Regions from separate parts of the Mus musculus genome. Here region 2 is linked to region 1. A link is a loop called in an ENCODE intact Hi-C map of the cell type or tissue named here. Cell type or tissue: gastrocnemius. All regions are shown on one strand. Each heading gives the region's core, and the rest is flanking DNA. Links, peaks and the distances in the headings are about the cores only.

Region 1 (11,863 bases), core at 1,592-9,591:
AGCAGTTTTCACCAACCCTGTTTTCCTCCCCTAAGGAATGGCACCACACTAGCTATAGCAGGCGGGTGCTATGTGTGTTAATTGGTTTGGAAGGAAGCACACTAATACACAGTCCACCAAAGTGAGGCCGGAGCAGGAGCTCTGAGATTAGACCTGGCCACAAATCCACCCTGGCCAAGCCCTCCGTGATGGGGCTGGAAGGAGCTGGTAGGAGCTTGTCCACCCAGCACCCAGGAGGAGCATCAAGTTGGGGCCACTGTGCTACTGCAAGTTTTCTCAAGCCCTACAATGAGCTCCAGTGTGTGTCCCTTGGGTCTGTGAATGTGACTGGGCTGCACACAAGGCCCAATGGATTAAAGGTTTGGTTGAGTGCTTGCAGTAGGCTGGATATGTAAGACAGCACACCTCCCAACACTAGGAGTGCGCAGGTTTATGAACGTGGACCTTCCGGGTGGTTGTGAAGGTGGGTCTGTAACACAGGTTACACTCACCACCAATCAGCTCCCATCACTTACTTAAGTGCTTGCTCAAGAAGTTATCCTACCCAAGACTCAGAGAGCAACTAGCCTGCACGGTCCCAGCCAAGCCCAGCACCACACTGGCTATAAGCGCTTCCACTAGCAGGTCTCCCCGTCTCTCCTCTAGATCCTGACACCCACAGTCCGAACCTGGCGGGCCTCTGGGTTTACAGCTTTCTTTCTTCAGCACGTTTCCCTTGGCAAATTAGCTTTCACGTTCCCCAAAGGAAAGATGACTAAACCCACAGGCTGGAAAGGAAGCAACTGGCAATCTGGAGAAGCCAGATAAGGGCCCTGAGAAGAGGCAGCAGCGACTTCCAGCACATGGCACATGGCGGAAGCTGTTAGGCCCAAATGCACGGAGTGAGAATACTAATTATGCAAATGTCCTTCACTCCCTGTGAATTTTAATTATGGGCAACACCCAACACTGTCCATTTTCCAAAACATTCCTGAGCACCTCCTCAGTGTCTTATGCTTGGGTTTAAGAGAAAGGACGGGGCTACTTTTATTATCGGTTTAAGGAAAAAAATCCTACTGATGAGACCAATGAAGTAAACCAAGTCCCCAAAGCCCTGATAATCATGGAACTCGCAGGAACAGAGGCAAAGAAAATAAACTTCAAGACCACGGATACCGCATGCAGCCCACTCCCTATGACCTTGCATTTCCTTGCATTGAGGTGAAGAGACTGGACCTGGCTAGGCACCACAGTCCAGGTCCGTGCAGTGGAGGACTGAAGGGGCTCTTTCCTGGTAGGTAATCTATCTGTCTGCACGAGATAGAAGAGAAGGCACAGCTTCCTCCTGTTAGTTCCTCTGGAGAGGAGCAGCCAGAGGGTAGATGCGGGGCTTCCAGAGCCCACCAAACACCAAGTTCCAGAGACAGAGGAGACTCACATGAGGGGTCTATGGGATCATATGCTGTAAGCATTCCCGCCACATCCAACTGCAAGAACCCAGAGTGATGTCACCGAGCTGGAAGGAAACACCTGTGGCTAGCTCTCAGAGATAATACCAAATGTCTCAAGTCCTCCATATTGAACTGGGCCAGTGCAGGCTCCATACAGCTCAGTCCTGCCTGGTTTTCATAGTCCTGGCCTTGGCCTGGGTCCCTAGGAGTCTAAACCCTTCCAGAAGAGAAGCTCCTAAGGTCCCCTTAATGCCAGGCTCCAAAGCCCTCCCTGGTCCTGTGTCAGCCCCTCACTGCACAGGGATGAACACAGACTCTGACTCTCACACTGGCTTCCACTGGAGCCAGTGATAAAATGGCTTTGGTTCTATTTCCGTAGGCCAGTCCCTATTTCCTTCACGGCAAAAGTTCAAAACTACATTCCCAGGAGGTGAAAACCTCTGAAAACTCCCTAGGCAGAGACCACATGGAATGTACAGTACCCAAATGAGGGAGGCGTCATGAGCCACTACTCTCGTGAGTGGCTCTAACACAGGCAGAGAACACTGCACAGTGTGTTTCCTTTGGTTTCCACACAAGGAAAGAAGAGAAACAAAGGCACTACAGCACGGGCCTGGAGGCCAGGGACAGAAGTATTCTGCAAAGACAGGATGTACCGCCCACCTGCAATGAATGGCAGGAGCACCCTGGTGAAGACTACTGAGGAGCATGGCCACAGCGGACACTGCAGCCTCCCCTCTTCCCTGAACTGTGCTCTTTTTGAACAGTCTGTCCTCCTGGAGACTGAATTGATAACCGTAAACATATGCCTGGCCTTTCTCTCTCTGCAGACACTGGTGGCTTCTGTCCTCACTCCCCAGTGCCGTTGCTTTGACTTCCGAAAGCAAATCTTCTATCTATCGGGTGCTTCCAGCGCTGATGAGTTATCGCAGTTCAGGACTTAGTTTTTTTAAATCTGAGAGATCTGAAGGAAAGAATGGATCAGCAGAGCTCTGCCTCCCACCAGAAGGCTGAGGCCTAGAGTCACGTGGACGACAATGAAGGTAAGTGTGTCCTGTTGAACAAGACATTTATAAAATCCTGCCTGATGGAACAGAAGCCCCAGCTCAGCACACTGTGATCTGTGACTAGGCAGGGTGGCTCAGCGCAGGCTCACTGAGATGTCCCCAGGCTGGCTGGCTGGAAATAAACACCACAAAGTCCCCGTGCCCACAGAAAGACCAAGGATGTAGAGATCTCGTGATATGGGATTTGCACTAACTCCTCTCAATCTCTTTGAGGATTGGTGTTCTGGTAGGAACATCCTCCCCTGTGAACCCTGGGGATGTAAAATGTCAGTGCCAGTCACAGAAGTTCAGGGCCCCCACCGCATTTGCAATGGTCCATTCTAAAAATGCTCTTCAGGGTGCTGTGCCAAGCACAAAGGAAGCCACTCGGTGCTCAGTGTGTACAGGTGCTGTTCTCAAGACGTCTTTCGGGGCTCATTACCATTCTCTGAGCTGGCACCTCGTCCCATGGGTCGGATGCAGATGCTAAGGCACAGAGCTGATGAGCAATGGGCCAGTTCATCCAGCAAGAGTTTTATGGGGCATCCAGGCTACCTAGGCTTATTAGTTCTTGTTAACTTTATATAAATTATAGTCACCTCAGAAGAGGGACCCTCGATTGAGGAATTGCCTCCATTAAACTGACATGTGAGGCATTTTCTCCATCCATTTGGGAGAGTCCAGCCCTCTATGCTGCCCCTGAGCAGGTAGTCTGGGGTTTTATAAGAAAGCAGGCTGAGCAAGCCACAGGGAAAAAACCAGCAAGCAGCACCTCTCCATGCTACGAATGTAAGTCAAGTCTCCCTGAATACTCCATAAGCTCGCTCTCTACCAACTGAGCTACATCCCCAGATCCAGGGTAAGGGTTAAAATGTATCCTTCTGCTTCAGCCTAGAAACTCATGTACTTACTATCTCTTTGTAAGTATTTCTAAAAGCCAAACAATACCCGTTTTCTATGACAACTCCCTACACATAAATATTGGTAACCCGACTGTCTAACTTTTGCTACTACATTTTAAATAGAACTTCAGTGAACATCTTTGTGTGTTAACAAACAGATAGATACCTTAGCCAAAATGGTTTGGGTTTTTTTTTTTAGTCTCTTGATATATCATGTGGGTTGTAAATCGTTCACCTGTGTTTACTTATTTTTCTGTTTTTATAAACTCTACAGTGCTGTGATTTGATAAACAGGAGATTAACTGATACCTGAAAACTCAAAACAAAATAGGAGAAGGGACACCACTAGTGTTCTTCCCCATCCGCTGTGGGGGTGGTGGCACAGAGAGGGCTGGGTAAACAAAACCAGCACAGCGGTGGGAAGAGCATCAAACTAGTTTGTGTGTCTGTCCATGCATGGCCTGCATGCCTGGTGCTCGAAGAGGCCAGCAGGGGGTGCTGGGTATCTTGTAAATACAGGGCTTACAAATGAGCTACCGTGTAGGTGCTAGGAATTGAACCCTGGTTCTCTGCAAGAGCAACCATTGCACGTAACCACTGAGCCCATCCCTCCAGCCCGAAAATTTGTCTTTACAACAACTGTAGAAGAAACCCCTTAGACATTTATGTGTGTGTGCCAACTGACAGGACAAGGAAAGATGATCTTCCTAAACCTACGTCCAATGTCTCCTTCTAGTAAGGAAAACACCAAGAACTTCTCACATAAGAACAATCTGAGGACCTCCGGTGAAGGCTCACCTTCCGCAGTCTTGCCAGGAGCCCTGCCACATGCTCGTGCTGTTCTGCCTTGGCGAGGTCCTCGGCCGTCTTTCCATCCTGTAGGAAACAGATGATCAGTGTCACAGAGCTGCACGGGACCTCAACATGCTAGTTCAGCGAAGAAATGGGAGGCACAGCAGGGTCAAAAGAAAGTTGGACAAACTCTAAGTCCTGGCCTGTTTTCTCATCTAAGGAAACCTTATTTTATTTGGTGGCTCAGGAAGGAAAAATGACAGAGCAAGAAATGCAGTAGTGTCCTGAGGTGTCAACAGAAAGATGCTGAGTGCATAGACTCAGAGCTTACTCATTCTCCTCTGACTATCCCATCCCCGATGGAACTTCTGTCTCTATGGCAGCAGTCTACTCTTTCAGTTCTCACACATACAAACCTGGTCCTCGCTCTACACCGTGGCTGGTAACTACTGTACCTTCCAAAGGACGCTTAGTCTAGCACAGGTTGATTTAAGGTGGCTGAAAAAACACAAAGCAGAGACCTAAGGGCCCACAGCACTGTGACATTTACTGTTTGATTAGAGACTTTTCATGGAGCTGTGGTTTCATATGAAGGGACCTACTCTTATGTCTATACCATGAACATGCACATCTCCTGAGAACGTTCCGGTCCAAGCCTGATCAAGTTCGCAGCGGATCACATGAACTGCATGATATCACAGTCCCTTGTGGGGACAGGAGCTGTGGCTATGTCCCCTCTACACTAAGGGAGATAGATACCACTGTTCAGCTAAAGTATTATACAGCCCTAAAATTCAATCTTCAAAAAAAATGAAGACACCTTTTTAAGAGAAGAAAAAAAGTCTATGGTCTCATTATCTGCATTTGTAATAAGTCATCCCATGAAGAGTTGGGACATCTTGTCTACCTGCCAACCTCCCAGTTCCTCCACTCAAGTTGCTCTTGAGATACATATGGGGCCTCTCTGGACCAGCAAATCTTAATCTTGGCCCTGCTGGACTATGTCATTCTCTGCTGTGGAAAGCCATTATCAGCCTTATACAATGTGAATAACACCTCTGTGGTCTACCAAGGCACTGGTGATATTCCTCAACCTCCAGCTTAAAAATCAACCACGTCTCCAGATAAGTCCACGTGTCTTCTGGGGACAAAATTGCCAAGCTGTGAATGAATGCTCTCTCCAGGCTGAAACTCTGGCTCAGGTGTGTGTTCCACCCCATTCTTATTATGTATCCTAAAGTCCTGAGATGGATCCAACAGGCAAGCTAGAACTTCTCCTTTGCTCTGGACCGAACTGAGTTCCTTACTAGACACTGTACCTCCAACTAAGAGTTCCCATCAAACCGTCTCATGGCTTCATGGGGTGCCTTTAAGGCATTGAGGAAGAGGTGCAGAATAAAAAAAGCAGCTCCTAAAAGGTGACTAGAGTCTCTGCAGAGTTGGTGGTAGAGGAGAAGCCAGGAGCGCTCAGAATATAAAGGTGACACTAGGGGGTGCTGTGGTGCCACATGCTATCTGTACAGTCATCTCAGAAGCCAGAAAAAAGTTACGGCTCTGGCTGGCTGTCCCACAGGGCAGCATCCGCAGGGACGGGTCTGAAATGTGATTCTGAAAAGACGGCTGTCAGTACAGAACGTACAAGGCACTAAAAACTCCGTACCGATAAGAGAATATGAGAAATATTAATATTCTCAAATTCCTCCTGTTGAAATGAGATTTCACACGCATTGCTGAAAGCCGTTTCGTCTGCTGCTTCTTTAATGCGACTGCTAGAAAATTCAGAAGGACAGACATGCTTTGGCCTTTGTCTCTAAGTGATGTCCCCGGTCCACGGTTATCCCACTCCTCACAAAAAGTCATCACTGCTGAAAGAGGAGGATGCTTGCTTCCCCTGCTAGGAGGCCAGATGCCTACCAGGCTTGCTTACTGATGGGAGCCTCTCAGTTCTGCTTCTAGCATGATCCCTGTAATCTGTACAAGAGTGGGTGGTCACCAAGCTCAGGCCTCCTAACCTAATGCTTTTCACGAGCCACGCCCACTTCCTGACTACTCAGCTGCCAGACTGCACGAGCCACGCCCATTTCCTGACTGCTCAGCTGAGGCAGCAGAGAAGTCAGCTTCACCCACCTCCCAGTCCCCACCCTTATCTGACATCACTCTTGCTCCACCCCCTGCCTACTGATGGTCAAGACTCTTTGATCAGTGCCCCTCTCTCATTTTCTAGAAGTTTCTCTGTGTGGGGCATCTATCTGAGTAAATGACAAGGCTAAGCACAGACAGGAAACACTCATGAGTCTCTCTAGAAGCTGAAAGAGGTGGGAGACGGGAAGGCAGTATAAGCAGGGTGTGGCGGGAGCAGAGAAGACAGCCACTGCGGGAAAGAGTGGGGGGTGGGGGTGGGAGGGGCATGGGCTCACAGAGCAACACAAAGGGACCAGAGACTGCACACACATCTGGATCCAACAGCTGATAGCATCTTCAGAGTCACCCTGGTTTTTATTTTCCCACAAGGCATCATCTGATATATATACACACATATTATACAATAGATATATAATATATAATAAATATAAAAATGCATGTGATGTGTTACTGCAGGATAGCTAACCTGTGGGTAAAGGTTAATGAAGGCACCTCAGGCCTAAAATGTCCTGTGTGGCAGGGGTAAATAAGCATCCTGAGAAATGTGTGCATTCCCTGCACACACTGCTCATATCTGTGCCTGCAGAGACCAGTACTGCACAGAACAGGCCCGTTACATCTTGAGAGTTAACGGTACTGCAAAGACCTACACACAGACAGGGACACACACACACACACACACACACTCTGGAGGACCATGCCAGGCATCTGGGCCTCAGCAGCATGGATAGCCAAAGACAATGCTATATAAATGGATGAGCATAGCTGTGCCTCAGCGAAATTTCATTTACCAAAACAAATGGCAGGCTAGATGGAGCTCTAAGGGCCAGCTCGGTTAAGACTTTGAAGATCTCCAAGAACCTCAGAGCCTTAGGTAAGGTGCAACATCAAACACCATGTGCTCTCCTTCAAGACTGTCGATAAAGTTCAGATCTTCGAATGTCAAGACCACACACACACACAAGTAATTAACCCACCTTAGGCCCAGCAACATATCAAGCAATAGTTCATGGCTACAACTGAACTGCCACTTCACCTTGTTGGCCAAACTCTTATCTATGGTGTTTATTTTATGAAATATGAAGCAAACGGTTTCTTCTGAGGAGTGGGGGAAGGGGGAAGGGCAGCGCTAAGCCTGAAATGAGAAGCCAGAGGAATGGACTATGTCTTACTTAGAAATAATTTTCAATCCCAGCAGCAAAGGCGGACTCTAAACAGTAGACACCAGCCCTTTGCCTCCAGGCTGTTCATGACCCCCCAAGACCACACAGGGGATCCAGCTCCTCCCACAGGGCACTGGGCCTCTTGTACCCTGGGGCCAACGGGAAGCACTTATGAAAGAGAAATCCATACGTGGAATAGAAAGCTAAGAGGCACTGTTGTGTAACACGGTAAACAAAAGGCCAGTGTGAACCAGCGGGTCGCTGGCGGAGCGGGGCTGGCGAGATGAGAAAGGATGAAACATTAACTAGATATTAAACTAGGTCTGTGTGGGCAAATGTTTATGTAACTGCAGTAGAGGGTTAGAGCTTAATAGCAGCCTGTCTGCTTTAGAATGCAGTTGCCAGGCAATACCTTTCTCCCTGTGCCCTTGAGGCACAAGAAGTTTCCATGGCTCTCTGAGGCCAGACACCTGCCCCTGCCTGGTACTCACCGAGGTTAGAGCCTCCACATTGGCGCCCATCAAACAGAGGTAGCGGACCACATCTAGGATCCCGTTGTTGGCTGCAAGGTGGAGAGGAGTCCGACCATACTGGAAAGAGAAAAAAAATACCACAAGCATTCTCATGGCTGCTATCTGTGAAAGCTGGTAGTTCACAGCCATCGTTGGGGAGAAACGGTATTACATAAGGGGACTGGGACCAACAGAACTAAACAAGAGGTTCTAGCTCCCACTGAGGCAGGTCTGCCAGATAGTTTTTCAAGTACTTTGAAGTTGAAAGTCTAGCTCCAAATTCACCTTCAAAGGATGAATGAGAAGGTTAGCCACAGGATAACCAAGTTTCCCGCTGGGCTGGCAGAGAGCGAGGCAAGAGTGTGAGCGCCCAGACACCCATGTGTATCTGCACCACACCGTTCATATTCATGCACCAGGGAGAGAGAAGGAAGGGAGCTGCCAAGGGCACTCTTAGGAGGCCGTGAAGCTTCGAGGTCATGCCTATTATGGTTCGTAGGCATATGGTTCTCAAACTGTGCGCCATACACCTTGGGGTACTGCAGTGAACCCCCAGGAATAGTGATAGCTATCTTGAGGTTTAAACAGTGTGTGGTGAATATCTCCTCCAAGCATCTCACAGCCAGGACATTAGACTGTCGGGTCTCCTCGCATTGGCACCCTGTCTTTGCAGGTTTGCCCTTAGAAGTTAGCAGCCGCCACACCAAGAAGCAATGGTCTTGAAAATAGGGTCCTGAGAGTTGGCTCCATAGTTAAGTGAACCAGCTGCTCTTCTAGAGAACCCAGCACTCCCACAGTGATTCCCAACCATCCATCTGTCACTCCAGGTTCAGAGGATCCAACACCCTGTCCGACTCCAGTCGGCACCAGGCACACTCGCGGTGCAGTCATCCATGCAGACAAAATATCCACACACATAAAGTAATTACTTTTTGACGTTTAGGCTTAAAAATAATCCTGTGGAACAGGAGAGGGAGGGAGGCACCCAATCTATAGTCACGAAAGCTATGCAAGATTCAGCTACCGCACACACCCTTGTGGCTGTAGTCATGTAAGGATGAAGGGAGGACAGGAGACTCCTCTTCTCGGTTGTTTTCTATTTCTCAAAGGTTGCTAAGTCTGGGATCTAGGATGTTCTGTAAATACAACAGTGAAATAGCAAACTCATTGGCTCTGAAGGAGCCATGAATAGAAATCACGGAGCCAGTACAGGGGGTGTCGGAGTCAGTGCTTGGCAATCCCTGCTTGCAGAGCATTTATTGTTTGCATGGGTCAACACATCATCGTTTTAAGCGTTTAGGATAGGAGTGTGTTAGAAAATTAAATCCTCAACATCGCTTATTGAGATTTTCTCTATTAACACGCTGGAGCGTTTCCCTCCTGGCTCTATGAACCTTCAGTAAGAGACAGATCACTGGAAGGGCTGAGACACAATCACATGCTGCATTATGTTATTAGCTTACAGTTAGTGGTGGTTTTGTAAAGATGTATTTTATTTATTATATGTAAGTACACTGTAGCTGTCTTCAGACACCCCAGAAGGGGGCGTCAGATCTCATTATGGATGGTTGTGAGCCACTATGTAGTTGCTTGAATTTGAACTCAGGACCTTCGGAAGAGCAGTCAGTGCTCTTAACTGCTGAGCCATCTCTCCAGCCCTAGTGGTGATTGGTTATCTGTAATGACATCTGTGACACACTATTGAAAGCCCGAATGCTATTCAACTCACAGAGACTCTGCAGCCAGCCTGCAGGGAACAGAAATGGAGGGAGTGTTACAATCCATTCCAGGTGTAGCACCTGGCTATCACATAACTCAAATTCCTTAGTGTTACACCCCAGGCCTTTCGTATCTGGACCTGAGGTCTCCTTCCAGCATTTTCCCCCTTCTCCCATCACCTCTGTGCTCAGGACCTGCAGTCCTGTGCTGTATTTTCACCACCAAATTTAGGAGCTACGCGTGCAGGCTCTGTCTGAAGTCACCTCTCCTGACCTCTCTATCTAGCAGAGTGCTAACTGCTCTGTCACCTCTGTGAAGCTGGCGGATTCTTTCCCCTGTTTCCACAGCACTTCCTGCCTGTCCCGCGCCTGCCCCAGCAAGGGATGGTGACAAGTGAATTTGCTACTTTGTGTTGTGTGCCTGGTTTTCTAAAGGCACACAAGAAGGAAGAAACACCCATGGCCAAATCCTCACCTCCTCAAATGCCTGGGCTGTGCAGTAAGACATTGATCACAGCTGATGCCCAAGGCTCATTCCAGAGGTGTGTGTGTGTGTGTCATGTGTGTGTCGTGTGTGAGTGTGTTTGTGTGTGTGTGTGTGTGTGTGTGTGTGTGTGTATGTGTGCGCACGTGCGCGCACGCGAGAGTGCACGCACAAACTTAACTATCTGTGGGATAAGGGTGGCCTATGAGGTTCGACCTTAGTGATACATGGTGTTGTCCCTTTCTTTCTCTCAATGTTTGCTTGCTATCTCAGCTGAGTTAAAAAAGAACCCGCCCCAGTCTTCAAACAAAGCATAAAGAAATGTCTCCATAAATTGACAAGTCCTTGCCCTCTTAGACTAAGAAGAGCAGGATTTGAATGGTCATCTTTCTCTCTGGAGAAATCTAATCATCTAGAAAGACAGCATGATGGGGAGAGAGTGGCAGCCTGCCTGAGAAACATGGATGTCACTGTGCTATAGCCAATGTAACAAACGGCTCCCCAAGTGGGCCTGAGGAAAGGCAGACTGGACGGATTAGTGGGTTGGTAGTGGCTGGCACTTACTTTCCTGCACAAACTTAAACGTCTCTAGTTTCTCACTTGAAGAAAGAGAAAGAAACGGGGAGAGGGTGGAAAATGGTAAGGGGGAGGGAGGGGGCAGAGGGATAGAAAAAGGAAGGAGGGAAGGAGGTAAGAGGGACAGAGAGAAGGGGTTTGACTATTACTTGTCACCTAGAGTTTCACAGGATAAAAATTGGGTTCAGAACATGATGTGCAGAGTGGGTGGAATCTCTGAAGAGGCGAAGTCTGGGAGCAGGTGAGTCACCAGGGCTGTCCTCTCAAGAGTAGGTCAAACCTTAAAGGACTGGATAGGTTACAAAAAAGCAGCTCGTATAAAGCAAATTCAGCTTCCTCCAATGTCCCTCCCCAATTCGATGTCATTGACCATGCTAGAGCACTGCAAGAAAGCTGTGCGGTGATAGGCAGCAGGTTCCAGTCCACACAAGTCTGAACCGCACAAGGCTTGCTTTCACTTTAGCTGAGCTCTACATAACAGCAGAACCAGCCACCGAAGGCTCCTGCGCTATTCCAGCATAAGACGAAATCAAAATGTCAAGTCCATAGACCACTGTGACCGATTTCCATCAAATGAGTCAAGTTTCCCGTTTGTCCACTTCTGTGGTGCTGTGACTAGGTCCATGGGCTGGATACATGCATCCAGAGTCCCACTGAACCACATCTCAGCCCACACCAGTAGTTTGCAAACCTAGAAACAGGCTTGTCTTGCTGGATGTTTATTTGTGTTAGAGAAAAGCTCTCATCCTGTAGCCCAGGTTTACCTCAAATGAATAATCCTGCCTACACATCACGGGTGTTGGCAGTACAGGTGTGAGCCACCATGCCAACAAAGCTGGACTTCTCAATGAACGTATTTAACAATGTGCCTTTAGACACACGCTAAGACATGTTTTGCTTTGTCTTATCTTTTCTGGATAGTGGGAATTGAACTCAAGGCCTTCCTTGGGCATGGAAAGAAATCAGCTGGTGTAGCCCAAATGCTGCGTGCAGGCTGCCCACTGTGCCTCCAGAGCGAGATCTGAAGGTGGATTAATGAGCACCCATTCGTTGAGGCCACTTTTAAGCCACTGAGGGAATCCTACCTCCTCTTAAGCC
Region 2 (11,863 bases), core at 1,655-9,654, 900 kb after region 1:
CCTCTTCCAAAATGAGAAGCCAAAACTAGGTCCTCTTAAAGAGTAGCCAGTGCTTATAACTGCTCCAGTCCCGGATTCTGTACCTTAAGGTTCTTGTAAGTTCATTACCTCGAAAGAATAAAGTCAATGATAAGGATAACAAAGTGGAGGGAAGGTTTCTAGTTGTTGTAACAATGTAACTTATCTAAACATAACCATTCACAAGGACAACATAGTGACAGCGGGTACTCTCACACAGTTCTGCAACTGGTACTGCCAGTCATTTCCACAGCTTTTCATAATCTCTAACTGAAACTCTATCCATTTTAAACACTTAAAATTAAAAAGCTCAAGATGGCCTAGTCGGCCATCACTGGAAAGAGAGGCCCATTGGACACGCAAACTGTATATGCCCCAGTACAGGGGAACGCCAGGGCCAAAAACAAAATGGGAATGAGTGGGTAGGGAAGTGGGGGGGGGGGGAGGGTATGGGGGACTTTTGGGATAGCATTGGAAATGTAATTGAGGAAAATATGTAATAAAAATATTAATTAAAAAAATTAAAAAGCTCTCTGGAGAGATGGCTGCATGGTTAACAGCACTGGCCGCTCTTGCAGAAGACCTGGGTTCAGTTCCCAACACTCACATGGTAGCTCACAACCATCTAGAACTCATGTTTTAGGAAGTCTGACTTCTACCAAGCACACATGTCAATTATAATCCTCATTTCTGCAATCAGTCACATGGCCTTCAATGAGTATAACTACCTTCCTCTACTGCTCATTCCTCCACCCTCTGCAAGAACCTCAGCAGATCTTGGCTCTTTTCCTGGAGCAGTGACCCACACTTTCATTCCTGATGGGTCTTCGTCCTTTGTCATCCTGCTTGGATTAGGCTGTTGTAGTTTCCCATTGACTTTAATCACAGGATGTGGTAGCACTAAGAGACGCCCTAAGGGGTCTCCTACATTCCAGACATCATCCTTCTCACCTCCATTTCGGAGAGGTAATCCAATTTCCCTATGGTAATCTGAATCTATCACCCTTCCTAGCACTGTTATTCCTTTCTTAGCCTGTTGCTTTAAGGGCATTAGAATCCCAAAGTAATCAGGGGAAAGTCTGAGGTCCCAGGTCAATGGATTGTTTGTTGTGGCTCCTGGCAGGAGCACTTCCCCATCTAGAACCAAAACTTCTAGACCAGCAGAATTTAGTGTTTCCAGAACAGGAAGCAAACTTTCCTAGTGGGTCACTAGGAGTGATGCTAAGTGGAACTATTCCCTTTTCCACCCCTTAATTTCGGAACCCCTGGATCCTGGCTCTGGGAGAAACTGTACCATATACTGGACTGATTCAAAGCATACACTGCCTTCTGAAGAACTCTGCTCCAGCCCTCCATGCTACTGCCACCTAATTGACGCGTAAATGTGTCTTCAAAAGGCCATTCTATCTCTTTATCAGGCCAGCTGTTTCAGGACTGAGGAGAACATGGTAAGATCAGTAGATTCCATGATCTTGGGCCCAATGTCATATTTCTCCGGGTATGAAAGGAGTTTCTTGGTCAGAAGCAATACTGTGTGGAATACATGTCCGTGGATAGTGGTTTTGGCAGAAGCATTACATGCAGGAAAGGCAAAACCATAACCTGAATAAGTATCTACTCCAGTAAGGACAAAACATTATCTTTTTCATGGAGGAAGTAGGCCGATGTAATCAACATGCCATCAGGTCGCTGGCTGGTCACCTCGAGGAATGGTGCCAGATCTGGGGCTCAGTGTTGGTCTCTGCTGTTGGCAGATCTGGCATTCAGCAGCAGCTATAGCCAGGTCAGTCTTGGTGAGTGGAAGCCCGTGTTGCTGAGCCCAAGCATAACCTCCATCTCGACCACCATGGCCACTTTGTTCATGTGCCCATTGAACAATGACAGGGATGGCTGGGGAGAGAGGCTGACTGTCCACAGAACGGGTCATCTTATCCACTTGATTATTGAACTCCTCCTCAGCTGAAGTCACCTTTTGGTGAGCATTTACATGGGGCACAAATATCTTCACATCCTTTGCCCATTTGGAGAGATCTCTCCACAAACTTCTTCCCCAGATGTCTTTCTCACCAATTTTCCAATCGTGATCTTTCCAAGTCCCTGACCATCCAGCCAATCCATTGGCTACAGCCCATGAGTCAATGAACAATCGAACATCTGGCCATTTCTTCTTCCAAACAAACTGTAATACCATGTGTACTGCCTGAAGTTCTGCCCACTGCGAAGATTTTCCTTCACCTGTCTTTCAGGGTTGTCCTGGAAAGGGGTTGTAATGCTGCAGCTGTCCACTTCTGGGTGGTGCCTGCATAACATGCAGAGCCATCAGTAAACCAGGCCCTAGTCTTCTCCTCTTTGGTCAGCCGATCATAGGGAACACCCCATGAGGCTATAGGCACATGCTTGGCAGCAGATGGCACTGTAACAGGAGTAGAAACCATAGGCATTTGAGTAACTTCTTCATGTAACTTGCTTGTGCCTTCAAGACCTGCTCGGGCCCGATCACGTATATACCACTTCCATTTGATAATGACTGCTGCTGTGTATGTCCTACTTTATGACTTGGAGGATCTGATAGCACCCAGCTCGTGATGGCTAGTTCAGGTGGTTGCAAAGTAACTTGGTGTCCTATTATCAAATCTTCAGTTTCCACTAAGGTCCAACAGCAGGCCAAGAGCTGTTTTTCAAAGGGAGAATAGTTGTCTGCAGATGATGGTAGAGCTTTGATCCAAAATCCCAAAGGTCTCTTCCGTGATTCACCTACAGGGGCCTGCCAGGGGCTCCAAATAGCATCTCTATCAGCCACCAACACCTCGAGTACCATTGGGTCTGCTGGATCATATGGTCCAAGTGGTAGAGCAGCCTGCACAGCAGCCTGGACCTGTTGAAGAGCCTTCTCCTATTCCAGGCCCCACACAAAGCTAGCAGCTTTCCGAGTCACTTGGTAAATAGGTAAATAGGTAACACACCCAAGTGAGGGATGTGTTGTCTCCAGAATCCAAATAGACCCACTAAACGTTGTGCTTCTTTCTTGGTTGTAGGAGGGGCCAGGTGCAATAACTTATCTTTCACCTTAGAAGGAATATCTCTGCATGCCCCACACCACTGGACTCCTAAGAATTTCACTGAGGTAGACAGTCCTTGAATTTTGGTTGGATTTATTTCTCATCTCCTGATGCATGTATGTGTTACCAATGAGTCGAAGTGATTGCTACCTCCTGCTCACTCGGCCCAGCCAGCACAATGTCATCAATATAGTGCACCACAGTGATATTTGGTGGAAGAGACAGATTATCAAGATTCCGTTGAACATGACAACATGTTCATGAACATGAACATGACATCATGACAACATGAACATGACATCATGACAACAAGGCAGGTGAATCAATATACTCTTGAGGTGATGCTGTAACAATATACTGCTGGCCTCGCCTACTGAAAGTGAATTGCTTCTGGTGGTCCTCGTGGACAGGTACTGAGGAAAAGGCACTTGCTAGGTCAATAGCTGCATATCACGTACGAGGAGATGTGTTAATTTGCTTAAGCAAGAATACTATATCTGGTACAACAGCTGCATTTGGAGTAACTATCTTGATTTAGTTTTCTGTGCTCAACTGCCATTCTCCATGATCTGCCTGTCCTCTGCACTGGCCAGACAGGAGAGTTAAAGGGAGAAGTGGTGGGAACCACCACCCCGGCATCTTGCAAGTCCTTGATGGTGGCACTAATTTCTGCGGTCTCTCCGGGTTATGATACTGTTTTTAATTCACCATTTTCCCCAGAAGAGGCAACTCTGAAGACTTTCATTTAGCCTTTCCAACCATGATACCCTCACTCCACAGGTCAGGCAACCAATGTGAAATTTTTGCTAACTTCTAAGTATATCTATCCCGATTATCCATTCTGGAGCTGAGGAAATGACCACAGAATGAGTTCAGGCAGCTACTGAACTTACTGCAACTTGGGCCTCAGCCAAAACTCCATTATCACCTGGCCTCCGTTAGACCTTACTTGAACTGGAGGGCCACAATGTTTCATGAAATCGCCCGGAATCAGCATCAATTCAGAACCAGTATGCAATAGACCCCCGAAAGTTTCACGGCTTCCTCTCCCCTCAGTGTACTGTAACCCTTGTAAAAGGCCATAGGTCCTTTGGGGAAGAACTGGAGAAAGGCTAACAACAAAACCATTAGGTGTCTTACCAAGGTTCTTCCTCAAGGGAACCTGGCCACCCCTTCATTCAAGGGGTTGTGGGTCTGCAAACTGGCTCAAATATGGAAATTGACTCACTGGCTGAGATTGCTTTGTGTGGCGATCCAAGGTAGCCTTTTTCTTTCTTTCTTTTTTTTTTTTTTTCTTTTCCTCTTTTGAGAATGTTTCTGCTTATACGGATCAAACAGAAATGCAGTAGGCTTCCTATCTATTTCATGCCTGGAAACACCATGAGTAATTAGCCATCTGTACCAAAGGTCTGTACAAGGCATGCCATTATAAAATCCACTTTGTCTACGCTGCCCATTATAATAACTACGATCACCTTGTCTCTGGCAATTCAATGCTGCCACCTGGCCCTTGCTACCTCGGGGCCCAATTAAACCTGCTGCATTTAATTCATCCAACTGAGCAGCAGCGGCTCCAATGCTAAGGTCTGGCATAAAATAAGGGGCAAGAACAAAACTCTTCAAATGTGCTGGTGCCCCTCTCACCAGTTAGCGTCTTACAGGATTTGTGAAGGGCATATCATCTTCTGGGCCTTCCAATGTGGAAGATTAGGTTTTATACAACGTATCCACTCTAGCACTGCAACTTCCATGAGCCTTAAAACCCCTTCCTCAACACTAGGCCAAGGGATGCCAGGCATCTCCATCTCCTTTTCGGTAACCTCTCTTTTGATAAACGTTTCAGCCAACCACTCAAACTTTTGAGACCTTTCTTAACTGTGCAAGCTTCCATACTAAACCTAGGGCCCATGTCAATAAACTCAGCCTGATCTAGTTTTATGTTCCTTCCACCACTATCCCACACCCTTAAAATCTATTCCCACACATATTCCCCAGACTTCTGCTTAAATGGATTAGCAAACTCATTAAGCTCTTTAGGAGTGTAACACATTTCCTCATGGACTACACTTTCTACCTCCCCTCTAGGGGCCTGCCTTACCTTGAGTCTATAGTCTATAGTCTAGTCTATAGGTCTAGAGGCAATGATTGGTGAGCCTTGAGGAACATCAATATTGTCTTGCCTGGCATTCTCTTCAGAGAAAGTCACTGCTGGTTTATCTAATAATAAAGGATTAATTTCCTCAGGTGAAAAGGGCAATATTTCAAGGGGTGGGACTGAAAGTATTGCATCCTCAGGTGAGGTAGACCCTTGAGGATCTGAGAGTTCAAAGTTCTCAGCTTCAATAGGGTCCTTCCACACATTCCCATTCCAAGTTATAGGATCCCAGTCTTTGCCAATTAATGACCTTACTTTAACTGCTGCTGACACCCTCTGAGGCTCAGACTTGATTTTTGTAGTAATTCAGCCATCTTTTTGAGGGCTTCTGTTTGATCTTCCACAACTTGAGCTCTAGGGCTACTGGCAAGGAGATTCTCTTCAAGAGCACACTTAGAAACCTTTAGATGCCTATTCCAGATCCGTACCTTCCTTCCTTCTTCCATTGTCCTTATGTAGGTCTCCAGCAGAAGGTATGGCCTGGATTGTGTGCCTCAAGATCTGAAGTAAAGGCTGTGTCATCCCACCTCAAGCGCTGGATGAAAAACCCCTGTCCTCAGCCTCAAGATGCAGATTAAAGGCATGTTGTCTTTCTGCTTCAAGATCCGGATCACAGGTGTGCCCTCCATTTCCGTATTGTAGTTCATTCCTGATATAGTCAAATTGACCACGGTCCTGTTCCTTCTTAAACCGCAGGAACCCAACCCTGGATACTAAGTAACATGGTTTGCCAATTGGCATGATTTGCTGCCACCTCGTGGTTGCTATAAGTACTGCTACTATGAACACATGCAAATGCTCCTTTGGGGATTCTGCCTCCTGCATTTTGGGGATTTAGATCAAAAACGGAGTTATTAGGCCATATGATTGTTCCATATTTAACTTTTTGAGGAATTATTAATTAGTTCTCTGAACAAAGAAGTTTGAGGGCAGGTCCTGGGCATGGATAGTTTGTTTCCTGTTCTCACATGCTCTCACATAGTAACAAACTGGGATCTGGTCGTGGTAGCTTTCCACCCCATCCCCACCTGGCTCACTGTGTCAGGTCGCATGGGCTGCTAGCTCATCTGACACATCAGGCACATGTCCTCTGCCTCAAACCTTCCCCAGACACACCCTGGGCCCACAGTGGACTTCCTTGGATATAGCCGATGTCACTGTAACCGGAGGAAATGAAGACATTCCAAAGAACACTTGTCTCTCGGTCTGTCAGACTACTGAAACAATGGAGCCCAAAGCAGTGGGAATTTCTCTGGAGCCCCACGCAGGGAAAGAGACACACCTCACTTGACTCCCAGAAGAGAATTCACACAGTTCTAACATCTTGTCAAACTACCTCAGGAGACTGAAGCCCGGGCTCCGAGTCAGTGGTGGGCGGGACCTCACTTTGATTGACACTGCTTAAGTGCACACATCCTCTGCCCTTTATTTAAACTTTGATCTCACTTCTGCACCCTGAGGACGGGCTTGAGGAATCTGCTGGACCTTTGTCCCTCTTTCCAATATGGCCACACTTAATGACAACCCTTATTCTGCTTTTGGTTATTAACTCTAACAATGTGACTCTTTTTAACTGACTTACTGGAACTGGGTGGCTAAATGTGGTTTGGGGCACAGGTTGTTACCCCTCCCCCTGGGGGAAGCCACATGTGCCGTTGCAGAGTGGCGCTGGCTACCACTGGCCACTGCCCATGATTATGGGTAAACAACCAATGTGCGCATGTGCATAAGAGGTTTTTGCCGAGTCACTGCCTGGCCCGACACATATTAATGAGGTACTGGTAGCATAACCAATCAGGTATGGACACGTCACTCCTAGGCCTATATAAGCAGCACCATTTCTGGGCTCAGGGTCTTTCGCTTATGCAATCAATGCTCTCCCAATAAACGTGTGCAGAAGGATCCTATTGTGGCGTCGTTCTTGCTGGCGAGACGGGCGCTCACATCCCCCTCCGAGCTCAATAACACCCTGACCACCCTAACTAAGGTAAGTCTGAGAAAGCGTGGGCCATCCAGGGAACCACGCCCTAGGAAGGTAAGAACATCCCACCCCCATCCACGCTGGGGTTCAAGGTAGTCTGACTCCAGTCACATATTAATTATCCAGCCTTACTTCCCTATCTGTGTGACCCCTGACACATGGTATGATTTATACCTCAGAGCACACAGGTCACACACTAACTAAGTTTCCATTTCCTCGGGATGCAAGACTTCCATTCTCCCTTCCTCCCCAGAAGGGACCTTAAAGAGAGGACACCTTGCTTTGTCTCTTGGGGTTGACACTCTTCCTCAGCACCAGCCCTCTGTGGTCAGTTATCAGAGACCTTCTACCTGAAAAGGACAACCTGTCTCTCCTTCAAAACCCCAGCAGAAACCACAACACAGTCCTACCTTCCTGTTTAGTTTTCTTTCACAGATAGCACAAGAATACGGAGACAGTCTACAGTCCCTGTCACCTTAATGCCAGTTATACATTGAATAGTGGCACAGTCAGTATGTGTTTCCTCCAGGTGCTCATCGTGGCGGACAGCTCAGCATGTTTCTTTTGTCATTTTTGTTTTATGTTATGGGTCTTAACAACATTCCTCCTGAATTTCAAAATCCTCTAAAGATCTGAATTCCTTGGAGCTACAAATTTGCACATTAATTGGCCTCTGAGACTTCTGTGATCTTAAATGAATCAGTTAAATGTCACCGGAAAAGGGGGCCAGAATGCAATGCATTCGATTCAACAGCAGAGGGGGCAGGAGTGCATGCATGCTGCTCAACAGCAGAGGAAGCAGGGATGCAATGCATACAGCTTAACAGCAGAGGGGGCAAGAATGCATGCATGCAGTTCAACCACAGAACTTACACCTAGCAAGTACCATGCTCTTAGCCCAATCCCCAGCACCACAAACAGAAGAGAAAAATAAAATAAACCCAGGAGTTGCTTTAAAAACAGCAATGAGTTTAATTGTGCCAACCACAAGTTGCCATCATGAGTTGGGCATCGTTGTCCAGTGTTAGTTAAGTGTTGTAACCTAATTAAACACGTACACAGACGCCTCGCCAGTTAAGAACACAGGATCCAACCTCAATTCCCAGCATTTACATCAGCTGGCCACAACTGCCTGCAACTGTAGTGACCGGGGATCTGGCGCCCTCTTCTGTCCTCCAACGGCAACTACACTCACTTGCCCACACCTCCACCCAGACGCCTATGCACAATTAAAAATAAATAAATCTTTTTAAACACATAGACAACACATAGACTAAAAGAGAGAGGGAAAGAATTTTTTCCAAGAGTATTTGTACCAGCCAAGATGAAAGCGGGTGGACAGGAAGAAGATCCCAATCCCTCGCGGTTTCAAACAGCCACAGGTGGTTATGAATATCATATAGGGATAGAATAATTGGAATAATTTGATCTAGGTGGGCAGCTTGTATCATTTTCAATTGGCTCTGAAATTATTGTGTGGGAATCTTGTGAATTGAGAATGTATTGGTTATATAAATCTGACTTGTTAATTATTCAAAAAAAATAAAGAATATGTGTACCAAAATAAGCATGTGACATGTTACAGTGTCATGTCATGGTAGACTGTCATGTCATGCATCCACTGTAATTTTGTTTTTGTTTTTCTGGGTTTGTTTGTTTTTAACTTTTTGTTGATTCTTTGTGAATTTCTCACCGTGTCCCCCAACCCCCCTCATCTCCCCAACCCTCCATATCTGCCCTCTGCCCTTGCAGCCTACCCCACAAAAGAAAACAAAAATAAAAAATAAAGTAAATCTCCCCCATGGAGTCTGGTTTCTTGCAGTGTGTCACTAACGTAACGCCCAGTTTTACTTGCAAATGTTCATTGCAGTGAGTCCTTGGTCTGGTGTGAGGCCTCTGGCTCTGCTACACCATCAACACTGGATCCTCGCTGGGACTCCTGCCAGGTATCCCATTGTTACCCTGTATCATGGAGGCCCTGCAGCTCTGGTTTGGAGGACCGGCCCCTTCCCGTGCTCCAGCAGTTCATAGATGGGGTAGATGTTGGGGTGGGCTAACTCAAAGCCTTAGATCAGTGCTTGGGTGGTAGCTGAGTTGGTCAGCCCAGAAGCTCACCCACGCCCCTTCACCAGGGCCAACTCTACTGTGCTGCATAGGCTCTCAAGTGCTGCAGCCAGCGAGGGGCAGGGCCAGTCGAGGGGCCGGGCTAGTTCTCCCTCTCTTGTACCCTTGGAGCCAGTTCTCCCCAACACCACAGTCAGTGAGGGGCTGGGTCAGCCTGTGCTGTCCTTAAACATCAACATGGCCCCAGGCCAGTGACATCCACACAGCTCTCCGTGGTAGCATGGAGCCGCAGACATGGACACAGACCCTTGATGCTGCTGGCGCACAGACTGAGACGCAGTGTTTGACAGCAGCGTGGGTCAGGACATCCCCACGGTCTCTAGTGGCAGCACAGGCTGCTCACAGCAGGCTGATCCTCACCGCCCTCGCTTCGCGGCCTCTTCCTAGGGCCCACACCATCCTGCTTCTCTTTCTCTCCCATCTTTCCACCACACTCTTGTGGTGGTGGTGCCTGCCCGTGCAGCGTGGCACCGAGCAGGCCTCTGGGTGTCTTCGGTCCACTGTTTGTTTTTGTTTTACAAGACATGGTCTCTCAGGGTAGCCCTGGCTGTTCTGGAACTCGCTCTGTATTAGCATATGCCTATTCTCTGCACTTAGCAAGCTACGAGTTTCCATGTTAACCAGCATCCCACTAACAAAGAAACCCCTCCGCTTATGTCTAAGAGCAGAGCTAATCTATGGGTAGAGAGATATTCATTTAGAGGGCATTTTGAGACTTTGTTCATTTTACAGAACAATGGTTCTTCCTGGGCCTTTGAGTTCCCACTGTAAGTTATGGGCCAGATTTACAGCATTAGACATGTGTTTTCTCCTGTGGAGCAGGCCTTGAGTCCCTCTGCTGCATGCACAAACATGTCTTACCATACCGGTCATTATTGAAGTCCACAGCGTTCACATCTGGGTGAGGCTGGCCAGGACTTTTATCTCCCAGAAGCCTGCACAATACCTTGTAATGTTATGTAATCCAGCCAGCAGCTTCAGGGCCAGCACCAATGTCACTTCTCTGTCTCCTGTGTGTGATGGCTTCAGCAATGGGATCTTACCATCAAGTTCTGGAGAGCAGCCTAGAGCAATGGCAGTAGGCTATATTCTTGGTGTCCACAACACTTTGGACCAACAGCTCTAGGGGAGATACACAACACCTGGTACTGGGGGGGGGGGGCACGCAGTGAGTGGGGGCGGTGTTTGGTTACCTATGGCTTCTGGAAAGACTGGGCAAAACCAATTCTGAGAGCTGTTTTGTTTTTGTTTTGTTTTTGTTTTGTTTTTGTTTGTGTTTTAAATAAATGACTTTATCTGGAATGCAAAACTTTCGCTATACTAGAAGAATAAACTCTGTACCTACCATATCTTCTTGCCTTGCTTTCGATTAAAGAAATTTTCCAGACTGAATAATAATTTCTTTTTTGTTTTTGTTTTTGTTTTTTTCGAGAGAGGGTTTCTCTGTGTAGTCCTGGCTGAATGGAACTCACTCTGTAGACCAGGCTGGCCTCGAACTCAGAAATTCACCTGCCTCTGCCTCCCAAGTGCTGGGATTAAAGGCGACAAACTTTCTAATAAGTAGAAATGAATCAAATTTCTAATAAAAAAATTTTTTAAAACATGCTATATTTTACATTATCCTGGAAAAAAAGATAGACAATAAGGTTTGGGTCTCCAGAGATCCACTGGAAACAGGAGCCACTCAGAGAGGCTCCCGCTGTGTAATCAGAAATGGGTCTACTTTCTAGTGTGTTCAGTTGGGAGAAAGAAGAAGCAAGAGAACACAGGAAGTAAAGAAGAGGCGGAGAAGAACAGAAGGGGGTGAAGGGGAGACACTGCAGGGCAAAGGCAGAGAAGAACAAGAGGAGGTAGAGCAGGAAAGCCACACTAGGCCAGAAGCCAAGGCTGCTGCTGTTTGAATGGTTTGTGTGTGTTTCCCCAAAAGAGTCATGCACTGGAAACCGGGTCCCCAGTGTGGCTTGTGGGACCTTTAAAGGAAGGGGCTAGAGGGAGACCACGAGATTTGGGGGTCATCATTCTTGAAAGAAGTAAGTGTAATTCTCAGATGATATCAAGTCATTAGAAAACAAAAACTGCTGGGCGTGGTGGCGCACACCTTTAATCCCAGCACTTGGGAGGTAGAGGCAGGCGGATTTCTAAGTTCGAGGCCAGCCTGGTCTACAGAGTGAGTTTCAGGACAGCCAGGGCTACACAGAGAAACCCTGTCTTGAAATACCAAAAAAAAAAAAAAAAAATCTGAGTCCTGAATCTGATTCCTTCTGTACCATGTGGTCACCCCTGCAGTTGGCTAATACCCTTACCCTTTCTGTTTCTCCACAATTGTGTGCCCAGCCAAGGGTTCCCAGTGAGGACGTTAATGCCACCCTGGTTACAGGGCTGAGGCCACCAGAGCGGTGAGCTAAAAAGATCACTGGTTTGCGTGACTCAGCCATGGTGTTTTAGAATCAACTCGGCCATTTTCATAGCATTTCAGGAAAGCTGGAATCCCAATACTCAGAAGGAAAAACAGGGACTCAATGAAAG

Evidence for each region. A loop is a pair of places that touch in the nucleus more often than their neighbours do. Peaks named below come from ENCODE experiments on the same cell type or tissue, not always from the same donor. Only the 100,000 strongest peaks of a DNase experiment are listed, where the experiment ranks them.
Region 2: it touches region 1 in a loop (5-fold over the local background); 21 of 42 quality-filtered maps call a loop at or near these places.

What each region holds. Positions count from the first base shown.
Region 1 is chr13:60,732,446-60,744,308 of GRCm38, reverse strand. Dapk1 (death associated protein kinase 1) reads right to left here. Exons shown (of 26, transcript NM_029653.3): 18 at 7,967-8,065; 19 at 4,177-4,254. Among named protein-coding and RNA genes, the nearest start is that of BC051665, 48 kb to the left of the region's middle. In gastrocnemius, for the core only: CTCF peaks have their summits at 3,858 (motif pointing right) and 5,647 (motif pointing right); DNase peaks (open chromatin) are centred at 5,665, 6,228, 8,407 and 8,799; H3K4me3 peaks cover 848 bases; H3K27ac peaks cover 1,474 bases.
Region 2 is chr13:59,837,116-59,848,978 of GRCm38, reverse strand. No RefSeq gene overlaps it. Among named protein-coding and RNA genes, the nearest start is that of Tut7, 20 kb to the right of the region's middle. In gastrocnemius, for the core only: CTCF peaks have their summits at 5,989 (motif pointing left) and 7,985; DNase peaks (open chromatin) are centred at 5,987, 8,015, 8,355 and 9,225; H3K4me3 peaks cover 593 bases; H3K27ac peaks cover 440 bases.